Regions from separate parts of the Homo sapiens genome. Here region 1 is linked to region 2. A link is an interaction called in ENCODE POLR2A ChIA-PET data of the cell type or tissue named here. Cell type or tissue: HepG2. All regions are shown on one strand. Each heading gives the region's core, and the rest is flanking DNA. Links, peaks and the distances in the headings are about the cores only. Region 1 holds the start of F2 (coagulation factor II, thrombin). Region 2 overlaps AMBRA1 (autophagy and beclin 1 regulator 1).

Evidence for each region. Peaks named below come from ENCODE experiments on the same cell type or tissue, not always from the same donor. Only the 100,000 strongest peaks of a DNase experiment are listed, where the experiment ranks them.
Region 1: POLR2A ChIA-PET joins it to region 2 with 12 read pairs; 7 of 35 experiments call an interaction of 5 or more read pairs at or near these places.

Annotation. Positions count from the first base shown.
Region 1 is chr11:46,711,150-46,726,750 of GRCh38, forward strand. F2 (coagulation factor II, thrombin) reads left to right here and starts at 8,064. Exons shown (of 14, transcript NM_000506.5): 1 at 8,064-8,165; 2 at 8,553-8,713; 3 at 9,374-9,398; 4 at 9,641-9,691; 5 at 12,031-12,136; 6 at 12,233-12,369; 7 at 14,710-15,024; 8 at 15,349-15,477; 9 at 15,562-15,601. The coding sequence starts at 8,087. In HepG2, for the core only: no CTCF peak of the experiment used is centred there; DNase peaks (open chromatin) are centred at 7,252 and 8,002; H3K4me3 peaks cover 2,011 bases.
Region 2 is chr11:46,547,844-46,563,444 of GRCh38, forward strand. It overlaps AMBRA1 (autophagy and beclin 1 regulator 1), which reads right to left. Exons shown (of 18, transcript NM_001387011.1): 2 at 403-657; 3 at 1-32. The coding sequence starts at 537. Among named protein-coding and RNA genes, the nearest start is that of AMBRA1, 38 kb to the right of the region's middle. In HepG2, for the core only: no CTCF peak of the experiment used is centred there; DNase peaks (open chromatin) are centred at 6,178, 6,658 and 9,988; H3K4me3 peaks cover 530 bases.

The sequences.
Region 1 (15,601 bases), core at 4,215-12,214, 160 kb after region 2:
AACTCAGGGGACTGCTCAGCAGTGTCTGCCTAGCGTTTTAGGCATCCTGGGGACACGCTCCTTGCTTGACATTGAACTGTGCAGGACGTGGGGATGCTCTGGGCTGTCCGGGAGGCCTGTTGACACCCCACAGCATCCCCAGGCCAACAGCTGAGATGCCCACACTCCCTTTCCACATTCCCCACACAGATTGGAGAATTTTTCCTCCATTAAAGCCGTCCCTGGTACATGGTACATGGAGCAGGGTCGGAGCAGGGTCAGGACAGAGCCAACGGATTGGAAGGCAGGTGATTTGGGAGTCTCTGCTCTGGCAACACGCATGGCTCAAGTGAGAATGGGTGTTACACAGCATCTCCCAAGATCCTCATGTTACAGTTACCCATGAGAAAACAGAGGCCACAACACAAGTCACTTGCCAGGGTCAGAAGACCAGTCAGTAGCAGAACCAGGACAGAATTCCGGCCTTCTGATTCCTAATTTAGTGCTCTTCCAGCTCAAATAAAAGGCAGACCATTCTTGGAAAGACTAATCACTGGAATATTTTTTTTCACTGAGAAAATATTTTCAGAATTTCAAGGCTACAGTGAGCTGTGATTTTACCACTGCATTCTAGCCTGGGCAGCACAACAAGACCCTGTCTGAAAAATATATATATATATATATATATATTTTATTTTTTTTTTCCTCTGATTTCAATATAATTTTCATTTTATTTATTTTTTGAGATGGATTTTTTGTTTGAGATGGAGTCTTGCTCTATCGCCCAGGCTAAAGTGCAGTGGCACTGCCTCAGTTCACTGCGACCTCTGCCTCCTGGGTTCAAGCAATTCTCCTGCCTCAGCCTCCTGAGTAGCTGAGATTACAGGTACCTGCCACCACGCCCGGCTAATTTTTGTATTTTTAGTAGAGACGAGGTTTTACCATGTTGACCAGCCTGGTCTCGAACTCCTGACCTCAGGTGATCCACCCACCTTGGCCTCCCAAAGTGCTGGGATTACAGGGGTGAGCCACCATGCCCAGACTGTTTTTTGTGTTCTTAGTAGACACAGGGTTTCACCATGGTTGGCCAGGCTGGTTTTGAACTTCTGTCCTCAAGTGATCCACTCACCTCAGCCTCCCAAAGTGTTAGGATTACAGGCATGAGCCACCATGCCTAGTCTATTTATTTATTTATTATTATTTTTGAGACCGCCTCACTCTGTCACCCAGGATGGAGTGCAGTGGCGTGATCTTGGCTCACTGCAACCTCTGCCTCCCGGGTTCAAGGGATTCTTGTGCCTCAGCCTCCCAAGTAGGTGTGACTACAGGCATGCACCACCATGCCCAGCTAATTTTTTGTATTTTAGTAGAGACGGGGTTTCACCATGTTGCCCAGGATGGTCTTGAACTCCTGAGCTCAGGTGATCTGCCCACCTTGGCCTCCCAAATTGCTGGGATTATAGGCGTGAGCCACTGCGCCTGACCACATATAATTTTTATTAATTATAATGTTGAAAGTCCCTTTATTCCACACCTCTCCTCTCATTCACTCCTGATAGGTCATTTTTAATGATTTGATGTATATACTGAATTTGGATGCTTCTTGCTACAGGGCAAAGACGCTAATAAGATTTTGCTGGAGCCTTTTCACAGATGCAAGTCAATCCAGGCAGTGTCTATAGCTGCTGAACCCAAAATCAGAAAGCGAGGGCTATCAAAGCTCTTCTGTCCTGATTTGCAACTTTAGTAGTGCAAGAAAAAAAATCTTAGAATAAAAAATGGGTACCGTTCAGAGACCTTTAGAGATTGCAAGGCATCACAGATGATAAAAAGCTCCATCTCTAGACGTGTTCAGGAGTGGGTTGGGGCTTTGACCTTGACTAGCTGCATCAACTTGGACAAGTCACTTCGCTTCCCTGTGCCTCAGTTTCCTCATCCATAAAATGGGGATAAGTATAGTACCTACCTCATAAGTCCTGCCTACCTGGCACATGGTGAGCAATTACTAAATTGTAGGCCTAGTCCCTATAATCCCAGCACTTTTGGAGAACAAGGTAGGGGAATCGCTTGAAGCCAGGAGTTCCAGACCAGCCTGGCCAACATAGTGAGACTGTGTTTCTATAAAATAAAAAAAAAAAATACCCAAGCTTGGTGGTGCAGGCCTGTAGTCCCGGCTACTTGGGAGTCTGAGTCAGGAGGATTGCTTGAGCCCAGGAGTTCAAGGTTGTAGTAAGCTATGATTGCACCACTGCACTCCAGCCTGGCGACAGAGCATGACCCTGTCTCTAAAAATATAAAATTAGGCCAGGCACAGTGGTTCATGCCTGTAATTCCAACATTTTGGGAGGCCAAGGCAGGTGGATCACTGTGAGCTCAGCAGTTCGAGACCAGCCTGGGCAACAAGGCAAAATCCTGTCTCTACTAAAATTACAAAAATTAGCCAGGAGAGGTGGTACACGCCTGTAATCCCAGTTACTGGGGAAGCTGAAGCAGGAGAATTGCTTGAACCCGGGAGGCGAAGGTTGCAGTGAGCCAAGATCGTGCCATTGCACTGCAGCCTAGGAGACAGAGCGAGACTCGATCTCAATAAATAAATAAATTAATTAATTAATAAAAAAATAAGTTGGGCATGGTGGCACCTGCCTGTAGTCCAAGCTACTCAGGAGGCTGAGGTGGGAGGATCACTTGAGCCAGGAGTTCTAGGCTGCAGTGAGCTATTATCACGCCACCATACTCCAGCCTGCTGTATGTACTCCAGCCTGGGCAACAGAGTGACACCCTGTCTCAAAGTAAAGTAAAATAAAAATTAAAAAACAAATTACTAAATTGTACTTAACAGTATTGTCATCAGTCTTCCTAAATAGGAGGACAGGCAAAATTAAGGGACTTAACATGTGCCCTCAGGTATAGTAGTTTGGGGCAGGCCAGCATCACCCGCACAGTAGTTCTGTACTGTAGGTGCGTGTTCTCTGGGTCAACTTTATGGCCCAGTGAGGCCGTACTCTACCAGAATGTCAGGGGACAAGGGTTGGGAGAGGCAAAAGTGCTGGTCTGAAGCAGGAGTCTGGGTTTCCATCCTAGCTCTACCACCAATTCTGTATGACCGTGCCCCCTCCATTTCCTCCATGACCACATAGAGACATGGGGCAGTTGGATGAAATCAATGATTCCCAGTCTTGGCTCTATCATGGAACCATTTGCTAACTTCTTTTTTTCTCTTATGGATCCCATATTTTTAAAGATTTTTACTAAATAGAAATTGACTTATACTTTTCCAAGCTGGAGTGTGGTGGCATGATTTCAGCTCACTGCAACCTCCGCCTCCCGGGTTCAAGTGATTCTCCTGCCTCAGCCTCCTGAGTAGCTGGGATTATAGGTGCTCACCAGGCCCGGCTAATTTTTTTGTATTTTTAGTAGAGACAGAATTTCACCATGTTGGCCAGGCTGATTTCAAACTCCTGACCTCAAGTGATCTGCTCACCTCAGCCTCCCAAAGTGCTGGGATTACAGGCGTGAGTCACTATGCCCAGCCGCTTACTCACATTTTCTAGTCAAAATAGAAAACTGCTTAAGTCACTGTCTGCAGAAGAGCAAAAAAAAAAAAAGAAATAAAAAATTGAAAACTGCTGATCAGATTGAGAAAAACATAAGATTATTCACCACCTAAAGAGAAAAAATTTCAGTCGAAAGGGAAAAAAATTCATTTTTGTCTTAATAAGGCAAATTCACAATTTTTGAGGTTTTAACAAAATATATGCAGAAAGACAAGGCCACCCCGTAGAACGTGCACACAGCCCTAGGCTTGGAAATGGCTGGATTTAATAATATCTGGTCTTTCTTTGAGCCCTGAAATTCTCTAACACTATGTCTTGGAACATAATTTTACTGTTTTCAGTGGTTATAGAGATTTGCTTTACAATTTAGCATTGGTCTTTACCCATGATTTTGTTTGACGCCAACTTGTTGGGCAGGAATGCACCCCCTGCCCCCCGCTTTGTTATGGCCTTGCTCCTATAGGGCAAGAATATCTGCTTTAAGGCCGGGTGTGGTGGCTCAGGCCTGTAATCCCAGCACTTTGAGGGGCCAAGGCGGGCAGATCACCTGAGGTCAGGAGTTTGAGACCAGCCTGGCCAGTATGGTGAAATCCTGTCTCTACTAAAAATAACAAAAATTAGCTGGGTGTGGTGGCACACACCTGTAATCCCAGCTATTTGGGAGGCCGAAACAAGAGAACCACTTGAACCCAGGAGGCGGAGGTTGCGGTGAGCCGAGATTATGCCACTGCACTCCAGCCTGGGAAACAGAGCAAGATTCCGTCTCACACACAAAAAATATATATATGTCTGCTTTAAGTATGCAGGCCGTGTTTGTGCTGAACGGCAGGAATGCCAAACTTGGCTGCATGGTACCAACTAGGGACCTCAGAGTTCCAAGGAGAACAAACAGTTGGTTCCTGGAGGCTGGGGGCTTGTATCAGACCCTGAAGACTAAGCATGTGCTGGGTCCATTGTTGTCCTGCACCCATGGTAGTGCACTAAACACCTAACCTATATTTAAGTGTTTTTGTTTGTCCAAAAAATGTCTTTTTTTTTTGGGAGTCAAGAGTCTTGCTCTGTTGCCCAGGCTGGAGTGCAGTGACACGATCTCAGCTCACTGCAGCCTCCGCCTCCCGGGTTCAAGCTATTCTCCTGTCTCAGCCTCCCAAATAGCTGAGACTATAGGCACGCACATCCATGCCCAGCTAATTTTTTTATTTTTAGTAGAGACGAGGTGTCTCCATGGTGGCCAGGTTGGTCTTGAACTCCTGTCCTCAAGTGATCCACCTGCCTCGGCCTCCCAAAGTGGTGGGATTGCAGGCATGAGACACCGCGCCCGGCCTGCCTTGTCCCTTCTTAAAATGAGTTGTCCATTTGTAAGCTGCTGATTTCTTTGGGACATTGTCTCCGTAAACTTTTCATAAAGCATCAGTGATTTCACCATTCTTCCACCCAAGCTTCACCGTAAATTTGTTGTTTGTTCTTGCTTCAATTTCAGCAGAATTCATTTAGCTCTGATAAGGGCTCGCTTCAAACTGATGTCTTATCCTTCTTAGTGCCTCAAACTACATCCTGTTCACTCATGTTATAGCAAGTTAGTGTGAGTTTATTTTGGTGCACAAAAATTTTTTTAAATCCATGCAGTCTTTTTTCATAATACGCATTTTCCATGAACTTTTCGAAGACCCCTTGTAGATGTCTGTTGTTTAAACCACCCAGTTTACAGTAATTTTTTTTTTTTTTTGAGATGAAGTCTTGCTCTGTCGCCCAGGCTGGAGTGCATTGGCACACTCTCGGCTCACTGCAACCTCTGCCTCCTGGGTTCAAGCAATTTTTCTGTCTCAGTCTCCCGAGTAGCTGGGATTACAGGTGTGTGCCACCATGCCTAGCTAATTTATGTGTTTTTAGTAGAGACGGGGTTTCACTATGTTGGCCAGGCTGGTCTCGAACTCCTCACCTTGTGATCGGCCCGCCTCGGCCTCCCAAAGTATTGGGATTACAGGCGTGAGCCACTGCACCTGGCCTACAGTAATTTTATAGCAGCCCAGGCTAAGATAGCCATTTCTGGGTATAAGAATGTCATATACTGAACAGGCCTGCAACTGTGAGTAAAAGTCTGCAAAGAGGCCGGGCAGTGGCTCATACCTGTAATCCCAGCACTTTGGGGGGCCGAGGCAGGTGGATCACCTGAGGTCAGCAGTTCGAGACCAGCCTGACCAACATGGTGAAACCCCATCTCTACTAAAAATACAAAATTAGCTGGGCGTGGTAGTGCATGCTTGTAATCCCTAGCATGCACTTGGGAGCTACTTGGGAGGCTGAGGCAGGAGAATCACTTGTACTCAGGAGGCCGAGGTTGCAGTGAGCTGAGATCACGCCACTGCACTCCTTTCTGGGTGACAGAGTGAGACTCCATCTCAAAAAAACAAAACAAAACAAAACAAAAACAAACAAAAAAACCCAACAGGTAGGTAGCAGTGGTTCACGCCTGTAATCCCCACTTTGGGAGGCTAAAGTGGGCAGATCACCTGAGGTCAGGAGTTCACGTCCAGCCTGGGCAACATGGTGAAACTCTGTCTCTACAAAAATACAAAAATTAGCCAGGCATGATGGCGGGTGCCTGTAGTTCCAGCTATTCGGGAGGCTGAGGCAGGAGAATCGCTTGAACCTAGGAGGTAGAGGTTGCAGTGAGCCGAGTTCACGCTATTGCACTCCAGCCTCCATCTCAAAAACAAAACAACAAAAACCCAAAATATATATTATAATTTTATTTTATTTATTCAATTTTATTTTATTTTATTTTATTTTTCTAGGAACAGGTCTCATTCAGGCCAGGCATGGTGGCTCACGCCTGTAATCCCAGCACTTGGGAGGCCGAGGTGGAGGTGGGCGGATCACCTGAGGTCAGGAGTTCGAGACCATCCTGGTCAATGTGGCGAAACCCCATCTCTACTAAAAATACAAAAATTAGCCAGGTGTGGTGGCACACGCCTGTAATTCCAGCTACTTGGGATACTGAGTCAGGAGAATCACTTGAACAGGGAGATGGAAATTGCAGTGAGCCGAGATTGTTCCACTGCACTCCAGCCTGGGTGACAGGGCGAGACTCCGTCTCAAAAAAAAAAAAAAAAAAGAAAGAAAGAAAGAAAGAAAGAAACAGGATCTTACTCTGTTACCCAGGCTGGAGTACAGTGGTGCAATCATAGCTCACTGCAGCCTGGAACTCCTGGGCTCAAGTGATCCTCCTGCCTCAGCCTCCTCAGTAGCTCAGACTGCAGGCATGCACCACCATTCCCAGCTAATTTTTAATTTTTTTTTGGTAGAGATGAGGGTCTTGCTATGTTGCCCAGGCTGGTCTCAAACTCCTGGCCTCAAGCGATCCTGCCATGTCGGCCTCCCAAAGTGTTGGGATTACAAGTGTGAGCCACTATGCCTGGCCTAAAAATATATATATGAAAATATATAAGAAATGGGCCTCCCAGGAATTAAGGTGTTTGCGGGAGTCCTGGTCCCCAGTTTTTCTGCCAACACTCCCTGTTCCCACACATGACCTGGTCCAGACCCCAAACAGCCAGGCCCAAAGGACAGGTGAGGCGAGGCGAGAACTTGTGCCTCCCCGTGTTCCTGCTCTTTGTCCCTCTGTCCTACTTAGACTAATATTTGCCTTGGGTACTGCAAACAGGAAATGGGGGAGGGACAGGAGTAGGGCGGAGGGTAGGGTAGGACCAGAAGCCTCTCTAGGCCTGCCATGGGGCAGGCAGCCAGGGAGAAGGAGGGCCCCTCAGTGGAGACCCAGGGATTTCAGTAGCCCCTGTTCCGGGACAGGCGCAGGTCCTGGGAGGTGACAGAAGATAGACTAAAGGCCCAAGAGTCCCTGGACCTGACTCCTCCCAGGCAGCTGCCACACACAAACACACCTCCAGGCACCCTGGACAGGAAGGAGGAGAAATGGGCCCCTCCTCCAGTGGCTGAGAAGCTGGGGCAAATGTTGGCTGTTCCTATCCCTGGTGCATCCCATGGCGAGGGGCAACTTCCATCAGGCCACACCTTTTATCTTTGTCTCTATTTTTGATATCTGTGTATTATGATTATACAAACCCCCACATTGGCCTATATGTGCAGATCTGATTAAGAACTTACGATATTCCATGGACATTCCATTCCTAATCTCCTTTAGTCCTCACAACAAAGTATTATTCCCATTGTATAGATGAGGAAACTGAGGCACACAGAGATGACAAGCAACCACCGCTATATGTTAGGATTCGAAGGAGCTCCAGGAAAGTCTCATAGCCCCACTGGCCAGAATGGGCTAAATCTCAGAGGGGGAGGGTGGGAGATGGGGGTGACAGTGACCTTTTTTGTGACTCCTCCTAGACCATCCATCCCTGCTCCCAGGAGGACCTGTCCTCCCAGATGGTGGAGATGGACAGGAGGACTATCTACCCACCCGTCCCCACGGCCCTGACCCTCTGACCTCACCCTCTCCGCTGATTTCTTCATGTTAGTTCAACATTAACCCAGAGGGGTCAGGACAGACAATTCCTCAGTGACCCAGGAGCTGACACACTATGGCGCACGTCCGAGGCTTGCAGCTGCCTGGCTGCCTGGCCCTGGCTGCCCTGTGTAGCCTTGTGCACAGCCAGCATGGTAAGGGAGTGCTTGCAGGCTGGAACAGGCTGGAGGACTGGGGTGTGGGCCCATGGGCTGGGGTCTCCTGGCTGGACAGAGCACACAGAGCTGGCCCCTAAGTAGGTCTCAGCCCCAGGCGGCCAGCTTAGGGAAGAAGTCAGGAGCTCAGGGCTGGAAAGAGAATGGCTGCTTCTCTCTTCCAATATAGGGAGCAGGCTGGGGGCAAGGGGCAGTGTAGGAGGGGCACAGGGGGCCACATTTAGCAGCCTTCCAGGCACTTCCACCAGCCCAGACAGCCTCTCTCAGAAGCCAGCAGGGGAGGGTGGGCTTGCTTCATGCCCCCAGAATGGCCAAGACTGCCTGTTCCTGAGGCCGCTGTCCCATGACCCCCCCACCGCCTTACAGTGTTCCTGGCTCCTCAGCAAGCACGGTCGCTGCTCCAGCGGGTCCGGCGAGCCAACACCTTCTTGGAGGAGGTGCGCAAGGGCAACCTGGAGCGAGAGTGCGTGGAGGAGACGTGCAGCTACGAGGAGGCCTTCGAGGCTCTGGAGTCCTCCACGGCTACGGTGAGCCTGGGCTGCTCGGACGGTGCCGGGGCCTCAGACCGGGCCCAACTCTAGACACTTCCACAGAGAAGCAAGCGAGGAACGCCACAGCCCCTTCGCTGCTCACAGCCTCATTTCAACTCTGAGCCCCTCCTCACAGGGCTGGCAAGAGGAGCGGCCTCAGCCTTTCCTGGGGGTCTCTGTGCCTGGACTGTGTCCCTGTGCAGCTCCATGACATGGGGAGGCCTCCACAGTCTTCAGACATCCACCTGCCCTGGAGCTCTGTGTCCACATGGCCTCCTCAGCGGCAGACTCCCACACCACCCTTGAGGGGTGGGACTCTGGGGAGGCCACCACAAGCCCCCGGGCTCAAGACTCAGTGTTCCTGGAGCTCTGTGTCGCCTTTCCTGTCTGTAGGGCTCTGCCAGGGTCCCACTGCCCCCTCTCCTCCCATCTCCCCCAGCCTCTTTCAGTCTCGGTGTGTGTGTTGGAGGAACTCCCCTATCCTCAAATATTCTTCTCCTTTTGGAAACAAAAGTAGGAAACTCTGCCACAAACCTCCCCAGAGCCTGCCCCCTGCGTGACCAGGGTAAAGGAAAGTGTGAGGAGGAGACATAACATTTACTAAAACAACACAAAACAGGAGCTGCCGTAGCCTCACTCCCAGCCCTTGTTTTTCAGGATGTGTTCTGGGCCAAGTACACAGGTGAGCACCGGGAAGGATTTGCCCCAGGAAGGGAGGCCTGGGGACCCCAGTGAGAGAATTCTACCCAGAGAATCTTCTGCTGCACCTAGCCATCCACCCATCCACCCCTTCCCCACTCCTTCCTTGGTCCCTCCCATCTGTTCATCCATCTTTCTGTTTCTCACCAACATCCCATCCACCCTGACTCCAGCTCATCCTGGCCATACCCCAATCCCAAAGGTAAACACCTGGGTCTTTTCCAGCTTGTGAGACAGCGAGGACGCCTCGAGATAAGCTTGCTGCATGTCTGGAAGGTGAGCAACTGACACGGGTTTGGGGAGCAGGACATGGAGGGGAGCCTGGGAGAAGAGCTCAGGGGTGGGTTTGGAGTGTGGCTGGTGGAGGCCGAGGCAGTCCCCAGCATCTGACATTGCTCCCATTCCTGGGGTCAAGATGTCTCTTTGTACCTGGCTCTGTGTCTGGCATGCGAACGAATGAATGAATGAATGGACTAATGAATTAATGTTTTTTTTTTTGAGACAGAGTCTCGCTCTGTTGCCCAGGCTGGAGTGCAGTGGCACGATCTTGGCTCACTGTAAACTCCGCCTCCCGGGTTCAAGCAATTCTCTGCCTCAACCTCCCAAGTAGCTGGGATTACAGGTGCTCGCCACCACGCCTGGCTAATTTTTGTATTTTTAGTAGAGACGGGGTTTCACCATGTTGGCCAGGCTGGTCTTGAACTCCTGACCTCGTGATCCACCCACCTCGGCCTCAAAGTGCTGGGATTATAGAAGTGAGCCACCGCGCCTGGCCATGAATTCATGTTTAAGGCTTCATTCTCCTTTGCCTGACCCGAGTCTCTGCCCCCACCTAGTCAGAGCTTTGATGATGTCACATTCCCCTTCTAGCTTTAGGTGTCACTGAACCAAACAGGAACCCAAACCCCCAGCTGCTCTGACACCAAGGACTTCCCTAAGCATGCCAAGGTGTTTCTAGCACCTGGCCTTGCATATGTTGTCAATTTCCTCTGGAGCGACCATCACATCTACTGAACACTTTCCTATCCTTCAAGGACTGCTTCAAATGTCACCACTTTTGCTGAGACTTCAGGGAGCACCCTCCCTCCTGCACTGTGTTCTGAAGGCACCTTTAGCACGACAAAAATGGAACTCTTTGTTTATTTATAAGAGACAGGGTCTCCCTTTTTTGCCCAGGCTGATCTTGAACTCCTGGGCTCAGGCAATTCTCCCATCTCAGTCTCCCAAAGGAGTAGGATTATAAGTGTGAGCCACCATGCCTGGCTGCCATACTTTCATTTTTTTTTTTTTTTTTTTGAGGTGGAGTCTCACTCTGTCGCCTAGGCTGGAGTGCAGCAGCGCGATCTCGGCTCGCTGCAACCTCCGCCTAGCGGATTCAAGTGATTCTCCTGCCTTAGCCTCCTGAGTAGCTGGGATTACAGGCACACACTACCATGCCCAGCTAATTTTTTGTATTTTTTAGTAGAGACGGGGTTTCACCATGTTGGCCAGGCTGGTCACAAACTCCTGACCTCAGGTGATCCACCAGCCTCAGCCTCCCAGAGTGCTGGGATTACAGGTGTAATCCACTGCGCCCAGCCTCATTTGTTAAATTACGTACTCAACAGACATTTTACAAAGTTCCTGCTACGTGCCAGGCACTATATCAGGTGCTGGGGATTTTAAGAGAATCAAATACAGTCTCTGCCTTCAAGGAATTCAAAATCTCAAAAGAGAACAAAAATACAAAATATTAAAATGATTGCGGCCGGGTGTGGTGGCTCAAGCCTGTAATCCTAGCACTTTGGGAGCTGAGGTGGGCGCCCAGGCCAGGGGTTTGAGACCATCCTGGCCAACATAGTGAAACCCCCAACCTCTACTAAAAATACAAAAATTAGCTGGGGTGTGGTGGCACGCGCCTGTAATCCTAGCTACTAGGGAGGCTGATGGGGGAGAATTTCTTGAATCTGGGAGGCAGAGGTTGCAGTGAGCTGAGATCATGCCACTGCACTTCAGTCTCGGCAACAGAACAAGACTCATCTCAAAATACATAAATAAAAATAAATAATTCAATAAAGTGATTGCAAGAAAAGTTCTGTTCAAGGCACCAAGAGACCACAGGAAAATGAGTGTCTGGTTTGCCAGAAAAATGAGAGATGGCTTCCCAGGAGAGGCAGAGTTCTGCCTGGCCTGGTGGGATGCATGGATGAACAAACAAGTGGGCATTCCAGTCAGAAGAAACAATCCGTGGAAAGACCCAGAGGCATGAGAAGCTGAGCTAGCAGGGACAGGTAGACCAGGGCCAGTTGAAAAGGACCTTCATCACTTTTTCATCCTGCTGGCCAAGAGAAGCCACAGAATGGAAGCTCCATGAGGGCAGGGCTGTGACTGTCCTATTGGTTGATGTGTACTGAGCACCCGACAGTGCCTGTCATATGGTAGGCACTTAGCGAATATTTGGAGGCCACTGTTGAGTGAATGGGAGAACTGCTGGTTGCAGAGGAAGAGGGGCTGGGTGAATGCAGGTTCAGGATTGTGGACCTGCATGAGCTGGGAGGTGGGGGATAGACAACTTTGCAGGGAGAGAGGAAATAAGTCCCCAGGCTCCAAGGCTGACCGGGGTGGGGTCTCCGCAGGTAACTGTGCTGAGGGTCTGGGTACGAACTACCGAGGGCATGTGAACATCACCCGGTCAGGCATTGAGTGCCAGCTATGGAGGAGTCGCTACCCACATAAGCCTGAGTGAGTGAGGGGCCGGCCTTCCCACCATGGGCTGAGAACAGGGAGCAAGCGTACCTCAAGCCCAACAGCCTCCTGTTGGGCAATTTCCTGTTCCAGAATCAACTCCACTACCCATCCTGGGGCCGACCTACAGGAGAATTTCTGCCGCAACCCCGACAGCAGCACCACGGGACCCTGGTGCTACACTACAGACCCCACCGTGAGGAGGCAGGAATGCAGCATCCCTGTCTGTGGTAAGCTGGGGGCAGTGGGGCGGCCCATGGCCAAGGCCCGGGGGCTTCATGGGGCCTGGCAGCCTGGGATGGGAACCAAGAATACTGGCTACCCAGGCACAGTGGCTCATGCCCGTAATCCCAGCACTTTGGGAGGCTGAGGCAGGCAGATCACCTGAGGTCAGGGGTTTGAGACCAGCTGGGCCAACATGGCAAAACCCCGTCTCTACTAAAAATACAAAAATTGCCAGGCGTGGTGGTGGGCGCCTGTAATCCCAACTACTCTGGAGGCTGAGGCACGAGAATCGCTTGAACCCGGGAGGCGGAGTTTGCAGTGAGCTGAGATCCTGCCACTGTACTTCAGCCTGGGCGACAAGAGCAAAACTCTGTCTCAAAGAAAAAAAAAAGATGCTGGCCACCTTCAGAGCTGGCGTCAGTCATTCAGATCATATCTGTGCCTATTGCTCAGTAAAGTCAGGGAATCAGGGGATCTGAGTGGGGGGATCTGCCAGCCTCCTCCTCCCCCTCCCCACTCTTGACTTCCTTATGGTCCAGGCTGTGGCTCATTCCAAACATGCCTCCTTTCTGATCAAGGCACTCCTCCCTCCGGGAAGCCCTCCCTAGCCATTTCAGTCCACACACCCTGTTCTGAGTATCACAGAGCAAGCCTTGTGCAGTTTGGCCCTGCGGGATTCTGTCATTATTATTTCCTTGGTGTGTTAAGTAGCTATAGCCACCCCTTCCCTGAGGCAGACCACAATAAGCATTTCTTTTTCCCATGAGGGTTGGCAGGTGTGGCTGCACTCGCTAATGCGTCTGTAGGGTCAACTGACGGAGGTTGGCCCTGGCTGGGTGGCTCTGATTCAAATAATGGGTCCAGCTGAGTCTGGCTCCTCGTTGAGGGTTGGGCCTAGATCTGCTCCACGTGCGTTCATGCTGGGGCTGAGGCTGAAAGAAGGTACCTGGGAAAACTCTTCTTATGCTGATGACAGACACAGAAAACAATGAACAGAAAAGCGTCTTCTGTCCTGAAGGCCTGGCTCAGAACAGGCACAGTCAGCCCTGCCCACGTTCCATTGGCCAGAGCAAGTATATGTTCAAGGCCAGGGTCAAGAGGTAAACTACACCTCAGCCTGTAAAATCACAGAGCAAGGGATGTGGATGCAGGCAGGGGTAAAGAATTTGTGCCGATTACCAGTCCACAAACATGGGTTAGTGTTTGTTCTCTAGGCATCCCTGTCGGGCCCATTGCTCATTCCTGGGGTTGGTCTTTTTTTTTTTTCTTTCTAAGATGGAGTCTCACTCCCTTGCCCAGGCTGTTGGAGTGCAGTGGCCCTATCTCAGCTCACTGCAACCTCCGCCTCCTGGGTTCAAGCGATTCCCCTGCTTCAGCCTCCTGAGTAGCTAGGATTACAGGCGTGTGCCACCACTCCTGGCTAATTTTTTTTTATGTTAGTAGAGACGGGGTTTCACCATGTTGGCCAGGCTGATCTCAAACTCCTGACCTTGTGATCCTCCCGCCTCGGCCTCCCAAACTGCTGAGATTACAGGGGTGAGGCACTGCGCCCGGCCTTTTTTTTTTTTTTTTTTGAGATGGAGTCTCACTCTGTCACCCAGGCTGGAGTGCAGTGGCATAATCTTGGCTCACTGCAACCTCCACCTCCTGGGTTCAGGCGATTCTCTGCCTCAGCCTCTCATATAGCTGGGATTACAGGCACACGCCACCACGCCTGGCTAATTTTTGTATTTTTAGTAGAGACGGGGTTTCTTCATGTTGGCCTGGCTGATCTTGAACTCCTGACCTCCGGTGATCTGCCCAGCTCGGCCTCCCAAAGTTCTGGGATTACAGGTGTAAGCCACTGCGCCTGGCCCCTGGAATTGGTCTTATAGCAAGTTTATCCCAACAAAAACAGCTACTATTTACTCCCCAACCCCCATACACACGCACACACATTGATGATAAATAAGTTGCAGGCTTGCAGAAATTGACCCATCCAGGTGAACAGCCTAGTGATCCCAGCAAGCGTCCTGCTGTGCAGCTATAAAAACATGACTCCTCCAGCAGCTCCAGGCAGCCACTACCAGTTAATTACAGATGGCCTAGGAGGCCAAACCTGGTTACTATCTCTGGTTTATTATGTGCCAGACACTTATGCTGTATATTTTGTTTAATCCTCTCAACAAACCTGCAAAAGTGGCATTAGTAACCCCTTTAAAGGCAAACGGTCAGAAGCCCAGAGAGGTTAAGTAACCTGAGGTCACACAGGCAGAAAGCAGCAAGACCGGGGTTCACACCCCTGTCTGTTCCGGTCCATGTGTGGTCTCACTCACTCTGCTGCCTCCTTGCCCCTCACCCACCAGGCCAGGATCAAGTCACTGTAGCGATGACTCCACGCTCCGAAGGCTCCAGTGTGAATCTGTCACCTCCATTGGAGCAGTGTGTCCCTGATCGGGGGCAGCAGTACCAGGGGCGCCTGGCGGTGACCACACATGGGCTCCCCTGCCTGGCCTGGGCCAGCGCACAGGCCAAGGCCCTGAGCAAGCACCAGGACTTCAACTCAGCTGTGCAGCTGGTGGAGAACTTCTGCCGCAACCCAGACGGGGATGAGGAGGGCGTGTGGTGCTATGTGGCCGGGAAGCCTGGCGACTTTGGGTACTGCGACCTCAACTATTGTGGTGAGCTGCCTGGGTAGGGGGCCTGAGTTGCAGGGACAAATCCTGGTGGGAATAACAACAGCCGCTTCTGCTTATCGAACGCTTACCTCATTGAGTGCGCTCATTACAGCCTTACAGTAACCAGGTGGGGGGTAAGGTCCTGTGCCCATTTCACAGATAAGTACACTGAGGCCCCAGGAGGTTATTGCCTAGTAGCCCAACTGTGCATGCACGCTTAACCTCTGCACCAAATGGCCTCCAAGGCCCGTAGGGGAATTGGGGGGATCTAGGGGATGGGTGAGGAATGGCCCAGCCCAGTCCCAGCCGGTGCCTGGGTCCCAACAGAGGAGGCCGTGGAGGAGGAGACAGGAGATGGGCTGGATGAGGACTCAGACAGGGCCATCGAAGGGCGTACCGCCACCAGTGAGTACCAGACTTTCTTCAATCCGAGGACCTTTGGCTCGGGAGAGGCAGGTGAGGTAGTGGGCATCCGAGGGGATGCGGGGCTGCGGGGCTGGTGGCCAGGACTTGCCCCTCACTGCTTGGCTTGCTCTGCAGACTGTGGGCTGCGACCTCTGTTCGAGAAGAAGTCGCTGGA
Region 2 (15,601 bases), core at 3,295-11,294:
GTAGAGCGTGGACTATCCGGCAGTTCTACTCTCTGGGAGACAAAAAAAAAAAAAAAGTTAAAATACATGATTTGTAGACCATGGTTCACCGTATCTCAAAAGCACATTAACCATTCTAGATTAGCATTCACAGTGTAGGCTTAAAAACTGGAGACAATGATCAAGCTACAAATTGAGAGAGATAAACCTAAATTACCTTCAGGAAAACTGTCTAGCTCTAAAGGAAAAAGATATTTCTAGCACATTAGTTCTTTCAAATTTACAAACAACTCCCTAAGTCAGATATGTCAACTCTCCCACACAAGATAAATATATCCCAACTCTCTGCTGTTAACCCATTCTAAGGTCTCATTCTACCATCACCAGCACAAATCCTATGTGAAATATAGCCATTTTCCTTACCTTGCCCTCCCATTTCATCCACCGGGTTTTATCTTCTACCAGCTCCTGCAGAAGCCGCTGAGCTCCCATGGCCCGAGCACCCCGTTCTCGCCCCCAGAGTATCCGGACAGCATTCTTTTCTGGGACAACCTTCATGGCGCTCAGTAGCCACTGTCACACCAGGCCCAGGAAATGAAGGAGCAAGTAACAGCTCCAACACACTGAAGCAGCTAAAATGAGGCCATACAGGTCCTTGTAAGTTGTCCTCATGGAAATCTTAAGGAACAAAGAATAATGTCAAAGAACGACTTCTGCAACGAGAAGCTTCTAATTGCAAATACAATTCTAGCTCAAAAGGGAAATTATACTTTTCCTATTTAATGACACTTTCTCAGAAAAGACCCTTCCTCCCAGAATTTTTCTTCCAAAAATATTTCATACTCTCATATTCTCCATAGCTCAACCTTGTAGCTAAAGAAAGGATCAGGCCAAGCACAGTGGCTCACGCCTGTAATCCCCGAACTTTGGGAAGCCAAGGAGATTGGATTGCTTGAGGTCAGGAGTTTGAGACAGCCTGGCCAACATGGTGAAACCCCGTCTCTACTAAAATACAAAAATTAGCCGGGTGTGGTGGCAGGCACCTGTAATCCCAGCTACTCATCAGACTGAAGCAGGAGAATTGCTTGAACCCAGGACGCAGAAGTTGCAGAGAGCTGAGATAGTGCCATTGCACTCCAGTGCCTGGGCGACAGAGCAAGACTCCATCTCAAAAAAAAAAAGATTATTTAGGAGTACCTTTCTCACTCATTTTCTCTTTCTCTTCTCCACTAAAGATCCAGGGTAGAGGACAGAGAAGGAAAGGGAAGGAAAAAAAAAAATCAGGCTCCTTTTCTCATCTACCACAAGACTTACAAGGAGAAAACTTCATCAGAAATTAAAATTCTACTAAAATGGCAACTAGCAGCACAATACACACAAGTGTAATGATTAAAGAACAAATTGTGGTCTATACAATGGACTATGTAAGCCTGATAAAATGGTATTTCAAAAGAATATCTACATATATACAGTGTTATCCACTGTGACATTGTTTCTTTAGCTCCACTATGAATGTTTTAAAAAATATAGGAAAGTTGAAAGAATGGTACAATAAACATACACTATTCTCCACCTAGACTCAAGAATTGTCAATATTTTGCCAAATTTGCCTCATCTATCTCCATGGATAGAGATATGGTTACATTGAGGTTGGTGTTTTTTTTGTATAATTTTGGAATTATTTCAGTAGGTATCAAGACACTTTAACCCTGCATATTTAATTCATTATGCAACTCCTAGGAAGAAGGATGTTCTGCCTCATAACCACAATAACAATACTATACCAATTATCATCTAATACTTCAATTATCATTCGAATTTTCCCCATTGTCCAAAAAATTTCATTTATGGTTGACTTAAAAAAAATCCAGACTCTAATCAAAACTCAAGCAACGACTTTGGACGTTTATGTCTCTTTAGTCTCCTTTATCCTAGAATGGCCTCCATGTTTTGTTTTGTTTATGTTTTCATTTATTTGTGACACTAGCTTTTCTTTCTTTTTTGGGGGGGGTGGGGGACAGAGTCTCACTCTGTGGCCCCAGTTGGAGTGCAACAGCGCAATCTCGGCTCACTGCAACCTCTGCCTCCTGGGTTCATGCAATTCTCCTGCCTCAGCCTCCGGAGTAGCTGGGATTACAGGCACCTGCCACCACACCCAGCTAATTTTTGTATTTTTAGTAAAGACCAGGTTTTGCCATGTTGGCCAGGCTGGTCTTGAACTCCTGACCTCAGGTGATCCACCCGCCTCAGCCTCCCAAAGTGCTGGGATTACAGGTGTGAGCTACTGCACCCAGCCGACACTAGCTTTTCTAAAAGATCAGGAGAGTTGACTTGTTAGAATGCCTTACATCCTAGACTCAACTGATTGTTTCCTCATAGTAGCATTTAGCTTGCCTCTCTATACCTTTATTTCCTGTAAACAGCAGGTTAGGTCTAAAACCTTCATTAGTTTAAATGTTTTTGGTGACAGTGCGTCACAGTTGATGTGCCTATATACCTCAAGGTGGAGTACATCAGGTGGCACATATTTTCAGACTGTACCATCATTAGTGATCATTTGTAGAAAGATGATTACTTGGTTGAGGTTGTTAAGAGCCAGACCTCTCTTTATAAAGGAATATCTCCCCCTTTACAATTAGCAATCTGTGGCAATTATTTGGCATCATGTAAATATCCTATTACTTCTCAACTTTTTACTTAATGGGTTAGCATTCATTGATGATTCTCTCTTGTACTTTTTTAATGGGGGGAGATGCTGAAAATATTCATTTTCTAATTCTATCATTATTTCTACATGTATTAGCTGGCTTTCTTGTACAAATAATAAATTTCCCTTAAAAATTGGTGCAGAGTAGTTACTACTTCTGTCTTATTGCTTACAATAGCAAAAACTGAGGATAACCAAGTGTCCATCTAAAGGGTACTGGATGACTAATCTATGGCAAGGAAGATTCTCTGGCTACTGATAAGAACAGATGTCCAGGCCAGGCGCAGTGGCTCACGCCTGTAATCCCAGCACTTTGGGAGGCCGAGACGGGCGGATCGCGAGGTCAGGAGATCGAGACCATCCTGGCTAACACAGTGAAACCGCGTCTCTACTAAAAATACAAAAAAAAAAAAAAAAAATAGCCAGACGTGGTGGCAGGAGACTGTAGTCCCAGCTACTCAGGAGGCTGAGGCAGGAGAATGGCATGAACCCGAGAGGCAGAGCTTGCAGTGAGCCAAGATCGCGCCACTGCACTCCAGCCTGGGCGACGGAGTGAGACTCCGCCTCAAAAAAAAAAAAAAAAAAAGAATAGATGTCCAAAATATATTGTCGAGAGAAAAAAAGCAAGGTACAAAACAATATATCGAGTAAAGCTACCTTTGAATAAGAAGAAAAACTAATGGTAACACGCTGGGGACTGGAGGGACTAGATAAATGGAAACAAAAATGGATTAATACCTGTCAGTGTTTTTGAAATGGAATTTTAGTTAGTTTGTGGGGACTTTATTTTTATTTTTTAAAGAAACAGGGTATCACTCTATCACCCAGGCTGGAGTGCGATGGTGCAATCATGGCTCACTGCAGCCTCAAAGTGCTGGGCTCAAGCAATCCTCCTGCCTCAGCCTCCAGAGTAGCTAACTTTTAAAATTATTTTAAAGATGGGGTCTCGCTATGTTGCCCAGGCTGGTGCAAACCACTGCACTAGGTGCTGAAATTTTAGTTTTTGAAAAAGGTAAATCTGTTATCTTTATCAAAAATTTTCTTTAAAATATTAAACGACACCAGGCGCGATGGCTCACGCCTGTAATCCCAGAACTTTGGGAGGCCAAGGTGGGCGGATCACCTGAGGTCAGGAGTTTGAGACCAGCCTGGCCAACATGGCAAAACCTACTCTACTAAAAATACAAAATTTACTCTACTAAAAAGACAAAAATTAGGCCAGGTGCAGTGGCTCATGCCTGTAATCTCAGCACTTTGGGAGGCCAAGGCAGACGGATCACCTGAGGTCAGGAGTTCGAGACCAGCCTGGTCAACATGGTGAAACCCCATCTCTACTAAAAATACAAAAATTAGCCAGGCGTGGTGGCAGGCACCAGTAATCCCAGCTACTTGGGAGGCTGAGGCTGGAGAATCGCTTGAACCCAGGAGGCGGAGGTTGTAGTGAGCCAAGATCGCACCACTGCACTCCGGCCTGGGTGACAGAGTGAAACTCCATCTCCAAAAAAAAATTAACCAATTAATTAATCAAAAAAATAAATTAAATTAAATATTAAATGAGGCCAGGCATGGTGGCTCACGCCTATAATCCCAGCACTTTGGAAGGCCGAGGCAGGCAGATCACTTGAGGTCAGGAATTCGGTATTAGCCTGGCCAACATGGCGAAACCCCATCTCTACTGAAAATACAAAAATTAGCCGGGCGTGGTGGTGCACACCTGTAATCCCAGCTACTTGGGAGGCTGAGGCACGAGAATTGCTTGAACCCAGGAGGCTGAGGCTGTAGTGAGCCAAGATGGCACCACTGCACTCCAGCTTGAGTGACAGAGTGAGACTCCATCTCAAAAAAAAAAAAAAAAAAAAAAAAAAAAAAAAAAAAAGGCCAGGCACGGTAGCTCACACCTGTAATCCCAGCACTTTGGGAGGCTGAGGTGGGTGGTAACAAGTTCAAGAGATCGAGACCATCCTGGCCAACATGGTGAAACCCCGTCTCTACTAAAAATACAAAAGTTAGCTAGGCGTGATGGTACGCGCCTGTAATCCCAGCTACTCAGGGGGCTGAGGCGGGAGAATCACTTGAACCCGGGAGGCGGAGGTTGCAGTGAGCCGTGCCATTGCACTCCAGCCTGGGCAACAGAGCGAGATTCTGTCTCAAAAAAAAAAAAAAAAAATTAAATTATGCGGTAAGTACATGTTAAGTGAAAAAAGAACACAAAATTCTATATGCAGTATTAATCCCAACTTTGTTTAAAAAATATTAGGAGAAAAAGGATACAAAAGAAATACAATAAATACTAACCATGGTTGTCTCTCAGTAGTGGCATTATTGGTGATTTAATAATTTTAATAGGCAAGTTTCTATTTTTTTTTCACTTTTTAATTTTAAAAATTATTATTACCAGAAGCCCAAACCTCATCACTCACTTTTTTTCTTTTTTGAGACAGAGTCTCGCTCCGTCACCCAGGCTGCAGTGCAGTGGGGCGATCTCGGCTCACTGCAACCTCTGCCTCCTGGGTTCAGGTAATTCTGTTTCAGCCTCCCGAGTAGCTGGGACTACAGGCGCCTGCCACCACACCCGGCTAATTTTTGTATTTTTAGTAGAGATAGGGTTTCACCATATTGGTCAGGCTGGTCTCGAACTCCTGACCTCAGGTGATCCACCCGCCTCAGCCTCCCAAAGTGCTGGGATTACAAGCGTGAGCCACCACGCCCGGCCACCATTCACTTTTTTAAAAAGTAATAACTATTTATTGTAAAAAGCCAAACAATAATTGGCTCTTTACATTTCACAAAAGGCTGCAATCTAAAGAGTACACAACCAGATGTATCCAAATACAGACAGAAAAAAACATTAACAGCCTGTGTTGAAGGAGTTCTCTCACTGGAGTACTAAGATGTAAAAGTCAGAAAGATTTCACAGCAAGAAAACACCAAGTTTGGCCAGGTGCAGTGGCTCACACCTGTAATCCCAGCACTTTGGGAGGCCAAGGCGGGCAGATCACAAGGTCAGAAGTTCGAGACCAGCCTGGCCAACATAGTGAAACCCTGTCTCTACTAAAAATACAAAAATTAGCCAGGCGTGGTAGCTCATGCCTGTAGTCCCAGCTACTTGGGAAGCTAAGTTGGGAGAATCGCTTGGACCTGGAAGGTGGAACTTTCAGTGAGCTGAGACCGTGCCATTGTACTTCAGCCTGGGTGACAGAGTGAGACTCCATCTCAAAAAAAAAACACAAAAACAAAAACAAAAAAACTCACCAAGTTCCTAGTCCTACACAGCACAGAGTTACCTAAGGAGTGACAAAGAAACAAATTCTAGCCTGTATCCTCATGATACAGCTCTCATCACTTATTAGTGCATAAATATGTACTGAAAATATCAACATTTTCAGGCCAACTTCCTGAATAGGCTAAGGATGAACTAACTGGAAGGAAATCATCTCCTTAGTAACCCTGACAACTCATAGATTAGGATCAGAAATCTAGACCTGAACCCAGGGTAGCCCTTCGGTCAAACTGCCACATAAGTGATTAATTACTAACCAGGAAAGTGCCAAAAATACAGTTCCTATTAGTTTACCTTAACCCTCTACTGCAATTCTTTTACCCAATATAAAAAAGTTCAGAAGAAACATCTTGAGAGTCCTTTGTCTTAACAGTGCAATATAAAGGCACTTTCAAAGAAATACACTTAAACCATTTATAATCTTACAAGGTGTGGTGGAAACAGCAGCAGTCCAATTCCTAAAAATAAAAAATAAAAAAAACCGACCTTCCGACCTCCTGTTACTCAAGAGGAACAATAAAATACAGGTCACAAGTACTGTATGACTCAGAAAACTGTGATGCAACCTCAGATTCCTACAGGATTCAGAAAGGGGAAAGAGTAGCTACAAATATCAATACCAAGAAAAAAATCAAAGGATCAGGATTACCAAACAACATTTCTATCAATTTCCAGGGACCTAAACACACTAACAGCTCAAACAAGAGAAAGCTTTACTGATGGGAAGAAGTCAGAGGGAGTAAAACAATTACACAATCTCTCTTTCATCTGAAGAAAAATATTTGCTGTTGCTTTAAAAGGATAAGGGACTTCTCTCCTGATATGCTCTTACCAGCCACCTGAGAAGAGATTTTACTCTGTTCCCTGTAAAGAACAAAGGGAGCTAAGTCAAACTGAAGTCACACAGGGCTGCTGATGAGGAGAAAATGCCAGTCAATTGTGTTTTTCATTCCTCTTTTAAAAAGGAAGAAGAAACAAGTTTCCCAATCTGTCCCTTAAAGTAAAGCAGACTGAGACAAAGGTTACCAACAATAGTCTTTGTGATACCGTCACACAGTCCCCAAAATCAATTCTCAATCACCAAAAGCTTATCCAAGTAGAAGCAAAAGACATGGCTAGGATATGTACATAAGACAAATGCCGGTCAGGCATGGTGGGAGGCCAAGGTGGGAAGGTTGCTTGAGTCCAGGAGGTCAAGACTACAGTGAGCCATGATTGCACCGCTGCACTCTTCAGCCCAGGTAATAGAGTGAGACCCTGTCTTAAAAAAACAAACAAACAAACAAAAAGACAAATGCCAAGATTCCATCCCATTTCCACACACACATACTCCCACTCCCAATAACATGACTGAGTACTCTCCAAAGGTGAGAAGGCAATCACCTTTCCAGATTTTCTCTATTTAATTCTAAGAGACAATTATATTTAACAACTACTCATAAAAACCATCTAGAGAGTATGCCACAACCCAGTGGGAATTAGAAGTTAGATTTAGAGGTTCCTTGTGCAATCTGATTATCTTATGCCAGGAATTTTACTCCACCTTCTAGCTATACGACTTTGGGGATACTTAACCTCTTTGAGGCTTCGTTTCCTCCTCTGTAAAACATGATCACAATGTCTGCTTCATAGGGTTGTTATGAGACTCCAAATAAGAAAACAGCTGTGGAAATATGAATCTTGTTTCTGTTGTTTTTATTACTATTGAATCCTCTCTGAGGTTCACTATGGTTTCCCTCACCAAACAATAGGGCCAACTGAAACCCCAGAGACACCACAATTCCCAAGAGTAGCAGATTTCTAAGAATTATGTCAAAGGCTGTTACCAGAAAACAAAGTAAAAAGTGCTCAGGGAGAAAATAAAGTATGTTTATGTGGCAAAAATAATTCATTGTGATTTGGGCTCCCTCTACATAGTTTAGTAAAGTGAATTAAAAACCAGAACCAACAATTTATAGCTGTATCTAAAACCTGACTAATAATTCATACCCCAAATCTTCCCCTTCCTATTGCATTTAGGAGTGTGATTCAGAAACCTATAGACCTGCAAGAAGCTGTTAAAATGGAGTCCAATCTCCTTATTTATTTGAGTAACTGCATCTCTCTTCCACTTCACTATGCCCATGTGGGCAAAGTCTAAGAGTCAAACCAACCATGTAATACTGACATATATTCCATAACTTGATTTAACCCAAGGATATAATTATTTTTTAAAAAATCCTTTAAATACTAATTCTAAGACCACTTGCATAAGTAAAGTTCACCCAAATGGAAAATTAACTACAAAATTTCAGGCTTTTAATTAGAAGCCTAAAACTGCCCCAGTACTCTTTGGAAACTCCATATGGATGGAAATACACAGGGTTTTCTACGACTGGCAGCTTTGTTTTTATTAATAGGACTTTCCTACGGCCATTTCAGGATACTTCAAGTAACATCATATAGAACCAAAGTTCAAACTGTAAGCACCACAAGCCAGCACCCACACCTGACTCCATACAGCTCTTGTGTGACTCTTACACTAGACTGAATTTACAGGGGTACAGAGAATGTGGGGAAAAACATCATAAATTTAGAACAGTAAACAACACATTCCCGAAGGCAAACACACCTAGAAGCAGAAAAACTCCAACTATTCCCTGAATTGTGTATCTATTGTGTGCAAAAGATATCCAAGGATATGGCAAAGTGCTAACTGGTTAACTCTAGATGGAGAAGTCATGAGTGATATTTATTTTATTGTTATTATCCATAACATCCAAATTACAGTCAATATGTATAGTCATATATATGGGCCCCGCAGTCAGAATGGTTGATTGAATTCCAGCTCCATCCTTTTCCTGGTATATGATGGTATCTTGATTTCTAGGAATAGTTACTTAACCTGACTGTACCTTAGTTTCCTCATCCATAAAATGTGACTATTGATAGTATGTATATCACAGGGCTACCACAAGGATCAAAATATTTACCATATGAAAAATGCTTATAGTAGAATAATAGCTTCATTCTGTAATGAAGAATTAGTATGAAAATGGTAATAAGGGCTGGTTGCGGTGGCTCATGCCTGTAATCCCAGCACCTTGGGAGGCTGAGGCGGGTGGATCACCTGAGGTCAGGAGTTCAAGACCAGCCTGACCAACATGGAGAAACCCTGTCTCTATTAAAAATACAAAATTAGCCAGGCATGGTGGTGCATGCCTGCAATCCCAGCTACTTAGGAGGCTGAGGCAGGAGAATCCCTTGAACCCGGGAGGTGGAAGTTGTGGTGAGCAGAGATCGTGCCATTGTACTCCAGCCTGGGCAACAAGAGCGAAACTCCATCTCAAAAAAAAAAAAAAATTAGCCAGGCATGGTGACATGTGCCTGTAGTCCCAGCTACTCAGGAGGCTGAGGCAGGAGAATCACTTAAACCTGGGACACAGAGGTTGCAGTGAGCCGAGATCACGCCACTGCACTCCAGCCTGGGGGAGAGAGTGAGACTCCATCTCAAAAAAAAAAAAAAAAAGAAAGAAAGAAAATGGTAATAAGAACACACAATATTTAATTTCTAAAAATAAAAAGTTTAGGCCACAAAGCCCTGTAAACAGTCAGACAAATTAAATTTAAAACAAATTCTTCTAGGCAAAATGAGACCGTCCACTGTAGAGGTCTCCAAACCATTTCATATAAAAGATCTTACCACTGTCACCTTTTTAAAAACAAAAAATAAAACCAGCCAGGCACAGTGGCTCACACCTGTAATCCCTGCCCTGGGAGGTTGAGGTGGGAGGATTGTTTGAGTCCAGGAATTCAAGATCAGCCTGGTCAACATAGTGAGACCCCTGTCTCTACAAAAATTGTTTAAAATTAGCTAGGCATGGTGGCATGTGCCTGTGGTTCCAGCTACTCGGAAGGCTGAGGTGGGAGGATAGCCTGAGCCCAGGAGGTCGAGGCTGCAGTGAGCCCTGATCATGCCACCACACTCCAGCCTGGGTGACAGAGCAAGGCCCTGACTCAAAAAACAAACAAACATAGCCCGGCATGGTGATGCATGCCTGTACTAACAGCTACTGGAGAGGCCGAGGCAAGAGAATCACTTGAACCCAGGAGGTGGGGGTTGCAGTAAGCCCAGCTTGTGCCACTACACTCCAGCCTGGGCGACTGAGCAAGACTCAGAGAGGACCTGCATGATAAGATACCATGTGGAGAGAGAGAAGCCACGTGGAAGACTATCAAGATACCAAGCAAATGAGTGAAACCTTCTTAGACCTTCTAACCTAGCCCAACCACCAGCTGAAAGCAGACGCACAAAGCACAACTGATGTTACACAGGGGAGAAGGACCATCCAGACAAGTCCTGCCCAAATTCCTAACCTGAGTAATTATGAGACAAAATAAATCTTTATTGTTTTAAGCCACCAATTTTGTGGTGGTTTTTGTACATCAATAGATAACTAAAACACTACTAACCTAATATCACCGGGCGCAGTCGCTCACACCTGTAATCCCAGCACTTTGGGAGGCCGAGGCAGGCAGATCACGAGGTCAGGAGTGCGAGACCAGCCTGATCAAAACAGTGAAACCCCAGCTCTACTAAAAATACCAAAATTAGCTGGGCATGGTGGCACATGCCTGTAATCCCAGCTACTCAGGAGGCTGAGGTAGGAGAATCGCTTGAACCCGGGAGGTGGAGGTTGCAATGAGCTGAGATCCCACTACTGCAATCCAGCCTGGGCGACACAGCCAGACTCCCTCTCAAAAAAAAAAAAAAAAAAAAAAAAAACCACTACCTACCTAGTATCTACTAATATCTAGCTGACAAATATCAAGAATTTTCTACAGAAAACCCACTATCTGCTCAATACTCTAACAAGAAGTTTTTCTGAAAATATGGAAATTAATAAATTTAGGTAACCAAAGATATCTCAAAATAAATTTATTTTATCACACTGGTGATCCTTTCTTAGGACTCGTTCTTCCTAAGTAGATTATAAACTCTGTGAGGGCAAAAAACATGTCTGTCATAGTCCCAGTACCTAGCACAATGTCTAGCGTAGAAGAGCATGAGTATGTGTATTTACTTATATTCAGAGTTGTGAAAAGATCCCAAATGAACCCAAAACTATCATAAACAGCAACATCTAGAGTTTTAAAAAGTGTGGTGGTTATGAGTTCAAAGTCATAAATTCAATTTCTACAAGTCAAATACCTTAAAAAGAAAAACCTAAGCCGGGTGCAGTGGCTCACTCCTGTAATCCAGCACTTTGGGAGGCTGAGTCGGGTGGATCACCTGAGGTCAGGAGTTCGAGACCAGCCTGGCCAACATGGTGAAACCCCGTCTCTACTAAAAATGCAAAAATTAGATGGGCGTGGTGGCACGCCCCTGTAATCCCAGCTACTCGGGAGACTGAGGTGGGAGAATTGCTTGAACTCGGGAGGCAGAGGTTGCAGTGAGCCGAGATCACGCCACTGTACTCCGCCTGGATGACAGAGTGAGACCCTGTCTCAAAAAAAAAAAGAAAGAAAAGAAAAGTAAAGACAAGGCTTTGCACCATTACCAACCTAATTTCAGCCAGTCATTTCATTACGCACATGTCATTGATCACGAGAGGGCCAGGCAAGAGAGTAAGCAAAGGACTAATCCATCACTACCTCAACTATAAGTAGGGAAGAAGAAAGAAAAATAACCTCAAAAATGGCAGTAAAATTTTTTTAATCCTCCTATTTGAAACACAGAATATTAAGAACAAAGTACAGAGACAGTGGATATTCTGATAGCAGAGATGAGAATATGGGATATTACACCTTTCGAGCTTGAGAATACTAAATACAAAACCTTCATCCTAATTTACTCCCTAAGAAAGCTGATCCTGCAATCTGGGGATATAGGAGTATCAGTCAAGTTTATAACAAGAATCAGTGATTTAATAAATAAAGATAAGACTAAGAGGTAAGAAGCTTTAATAACTGATTTTTATCGCTGGCTTGTTATATAATCTTGGACAAATCATATCCTCGCTGAATTTCAAGTTTTCCTCCAATATGTAAACTGAAAGTAATAATACCTTCCTTCTATCTTAAAGGAATAAAATCCTTGGAGAATCTTAGGGGAAATGGGTTATAAAATTTCAAGACAAGATTATTACTTTTCAAAGTAAAACTCAAGATAGAACAATAACCAGAGTATGTGATAAACAGAAGTTCACACAAAGAAGTCTCGCACCTACAGTTCTAAGAGAAAGATTGCAAAGGAAACTACAGTGATTATAAAAAGCCACAGATTACATTATCTCTAATTAACCACCTGACAAATTGAAAACAAATAATTCAACAGAACTAAGATCAATCAATTAAAATTATACACAGTCCCTTTCTTTATAAGAAGCCAAAATCCCAGAAATAAACTGTCAACAGACAGAACCTGCACCTCTACTGCACACAGGCAGCAGCATTAGTTTTTTATATATAAACTCAAAATAAGACCGACCTCTGTATAGGATATATCACAAATGGGCTAACAATTTTACAAAATGTTTTGAAGATACAAAACTGAGTAAATTCTAATTACTGTAACTATAATAAGGGGGGAGAAGTGAAGCACCAGCTTTCCTGCTACAGATTTTGCTTACTAGAGCTTTCTAAAGTAACTCACAATGATGCTGCCTAATGTCTGAAACACGGGAAAGCTTGTGCTCAAAACAAAGTGTGATCAAAACCGGAAATAGAAAGCAATAAGACCCAAATTTGAGACTGACAATTTTCCTTACTCCCACTTACCTCAGAAGGATGAAGAAAAAAGAAACGGAAGTTTTATCTGCAAATTATTCTGGAGAAAACAGTGTGCTGAGAACACAAGAACTCCTAAAAACGGAAGGAAGAACAAGGAGGAAAGCACTAAACCAAGAAGAAACTGAAGCTCAATTTTTTGGTTTCAAGCTATCAAAAGAATCAAGAAGACCAAGAAGGCTACTCTTAAATGTACAGAAATGGCAAAAGATTTCCTATTAGCAAGCAACAAAAAAAGAGTAGCTTCTGATGGAAGAAATTTCAGAGGCAAAACAGCTTAACCCCAGAAACGGAAACTGAAACCAGCTGCCTCAAACAGACCTAATGACTTTGGCAACAATATACCTTTCATCCACCAACAATATCAGGAGGCTGGAGTAGGGCCGATTTCAAATCATAAAGGATCACATCTTTCTATTCTCTGCATAGTCTTTGAGAAAGAATCCAACTCCTTCCTGGGAGCACCACATTGCCCCCAATTCTTCCTGGAAACCCCTGGAGCTACAGCAAGAATATTGTTGGGCCAGGCGCAGTAGCTCACACCTGTAATCCCAGCACTTTAAGAGGCCAAGGCAGGTGGATCACCTGAGGTCAGGAGTTCGAGACTAGCCTGGCCAACACGGTGAAACCCTGTCTCTACTAAAAATACAAAAATTAGCTGGGCGTGGTGTCACGCGCCTGTAATCCCAGCTACTCGGAAGGCTGAGGCAGGAGAATCGCTTGAACCTAGGAGGTGGAAGTTGCAGTGAGCCGAGATCATGCCATTGCACTCCAGCCTAGGTAACAAAGTGAGACTCCATCTCAAAAAAAAAAGGAAAGAATATTGTCAGAAAAAAAAAAAAGCTTTGAGAACATTAACCCAGGAATCTTCACAAGTCCTAGGACAGATGTGATTACTCATCAGACAAATAAGAAAAACAAAACCTGGAAGAGGTTAAGAAATTCATCTAGATTCACAGATGAGTCTGGAGCCAAAGCAGGATTTGAATTCAGGCTTTTCCTTCAGATAGTACCAGAGCTACACTCCCAGTCCTTGCTTGGCTTAGTAGATACTGTGTTCAGTGTTTTCCAATCTTATAGTCAGCCCAGGTCAGGTTCTTGGCTGACTAAAATAGGGAAAGAAAAAATTTCCCTCGAGGCTTCAAGAAAAGAAGTCAAATTATTAAACACAGAGTTCTTATGCTAAAAGGCCGACATGCCACCCTACCATGCCAATCACATTTCTTAGCCAATCAAAAGAAGGCATTAGATTTAAGAACCTAGTTATTTAAATCTGAGTAGAAGCTGGATTCCATTTCCCCAACTTTCCAAATAAAGAACACTTAAAGATGGGGAAGGATGTAAAAGCACTGATAAATAACCAACAAGCATTGATTAAGCAGGTATTATGTTGGCACTGTTCTAGGCACTGAGGATACTATAGTAAAGAAGAACATTCTTGCCCCCCAAAAGCTTATGTGATTTTTATATAATTAAATATTAACAATACTTTCAAGTACTGAAAAAGGCTAGAAAGAAAATATGGCAGGTGAAAGAAAACAACACACCCTTTTACCTGGGGTGGCCAGAGAAAGCCTCTCTGAGATGACATTTGAGTTAAGACTGGCATCTTGAAATAGAAACCTTGAGAAAAGAGGCAGGTGAAAAAAATATTTCAAGGAGGATGAGGAGTACCAAGTACTAAGGTCCCTAACAGGTAAGCTTAGCGCATGTGAAGGCCGGAAATAAGGCCAACATGGCTGGAGCACCACTAACAAGGAAGAGAATAAAGACAGGTTGGTACTAGCAGACCATGATAAAATTTGGATTTTATTAAGTGTAATGGGTTACTATTAGAGGATTTTAGCTAAGGAAATGACAAGATGATGGGAATTTGGGCCAGGGTTATAGCAATATAAGAGATGAATAGTCATACTCAGAATATATTTTGGAGAAACAGCTAAGGGAATTACAGATGCATTGTATTTGAGGTGTGAGAGAGAAATGAAGAGTGATTCCTAAGTTTTGGGCCTAAGTCCCAAGTGGATAGTGGAGACACTTATTGAGAAGGGTTCTACTATATGTGTTATGTTTGCGGGTGGGGGAGCAGATTAAAGGGATAAATCAATAGTTTAGGATCACTTTCTATTTTTCTATGAATATGAGCCTGAGAAAATATGAATTCAAGAGAAACTTAAATTTTTCCTATAAATTAATAGTATAATAAATATAATGCAACATTGGTTCTTTTTTTTTTTTTTGAGAAGGAGTTTCACTCTTGTTGCCCACGCTGGAGTGCAATGGCATGATCTCGACTCACTGCAATCTCCGCCTCCCAGGTTCAAGCGATTCTTCTACCTCAGCCTCCTGAGTAGCTGGGATTACAGGCACATGCCACCACACCTAATTTTTTATATTTTTAGTGGAAACAGGGTTTCACCATGTTAGCCAAGCTGGTCTCAAACTCCTGACCTCAGGTGATCTGCCTGCCTTGCCATCCCAATGTGCTGAAACTACCGTGCCTGGCCTGCTTCCTATTCTTAAATAATTATACATAACATTTGAGAGTCAAGCAAGGTAGATCACACCTGTAACCCAGCTAACTCAGGAGGCTAATGGAGGAGAACTGCTTGAGGCCAGGAGTTCAAGACCAGCCTGCAACATAGAGAACATAGACCTCATCTCTTTTTTTTGTTTGTTTTTGTCAACCAGGCTGAAGTGTAGTGGCAGGATCTCAACTGAACTGCAGACTTGACTTCCCAGGAGTAAGTGATCTTCCCATCTCGGCCTCCCCAGAAGCTGGGACTACAGGTGTATATAACTACGCCCCAGTAATTTTCTTTATTTTTTGTAGAGACAAGGTTTCACTATGTGCCCAGGCTGTTCTC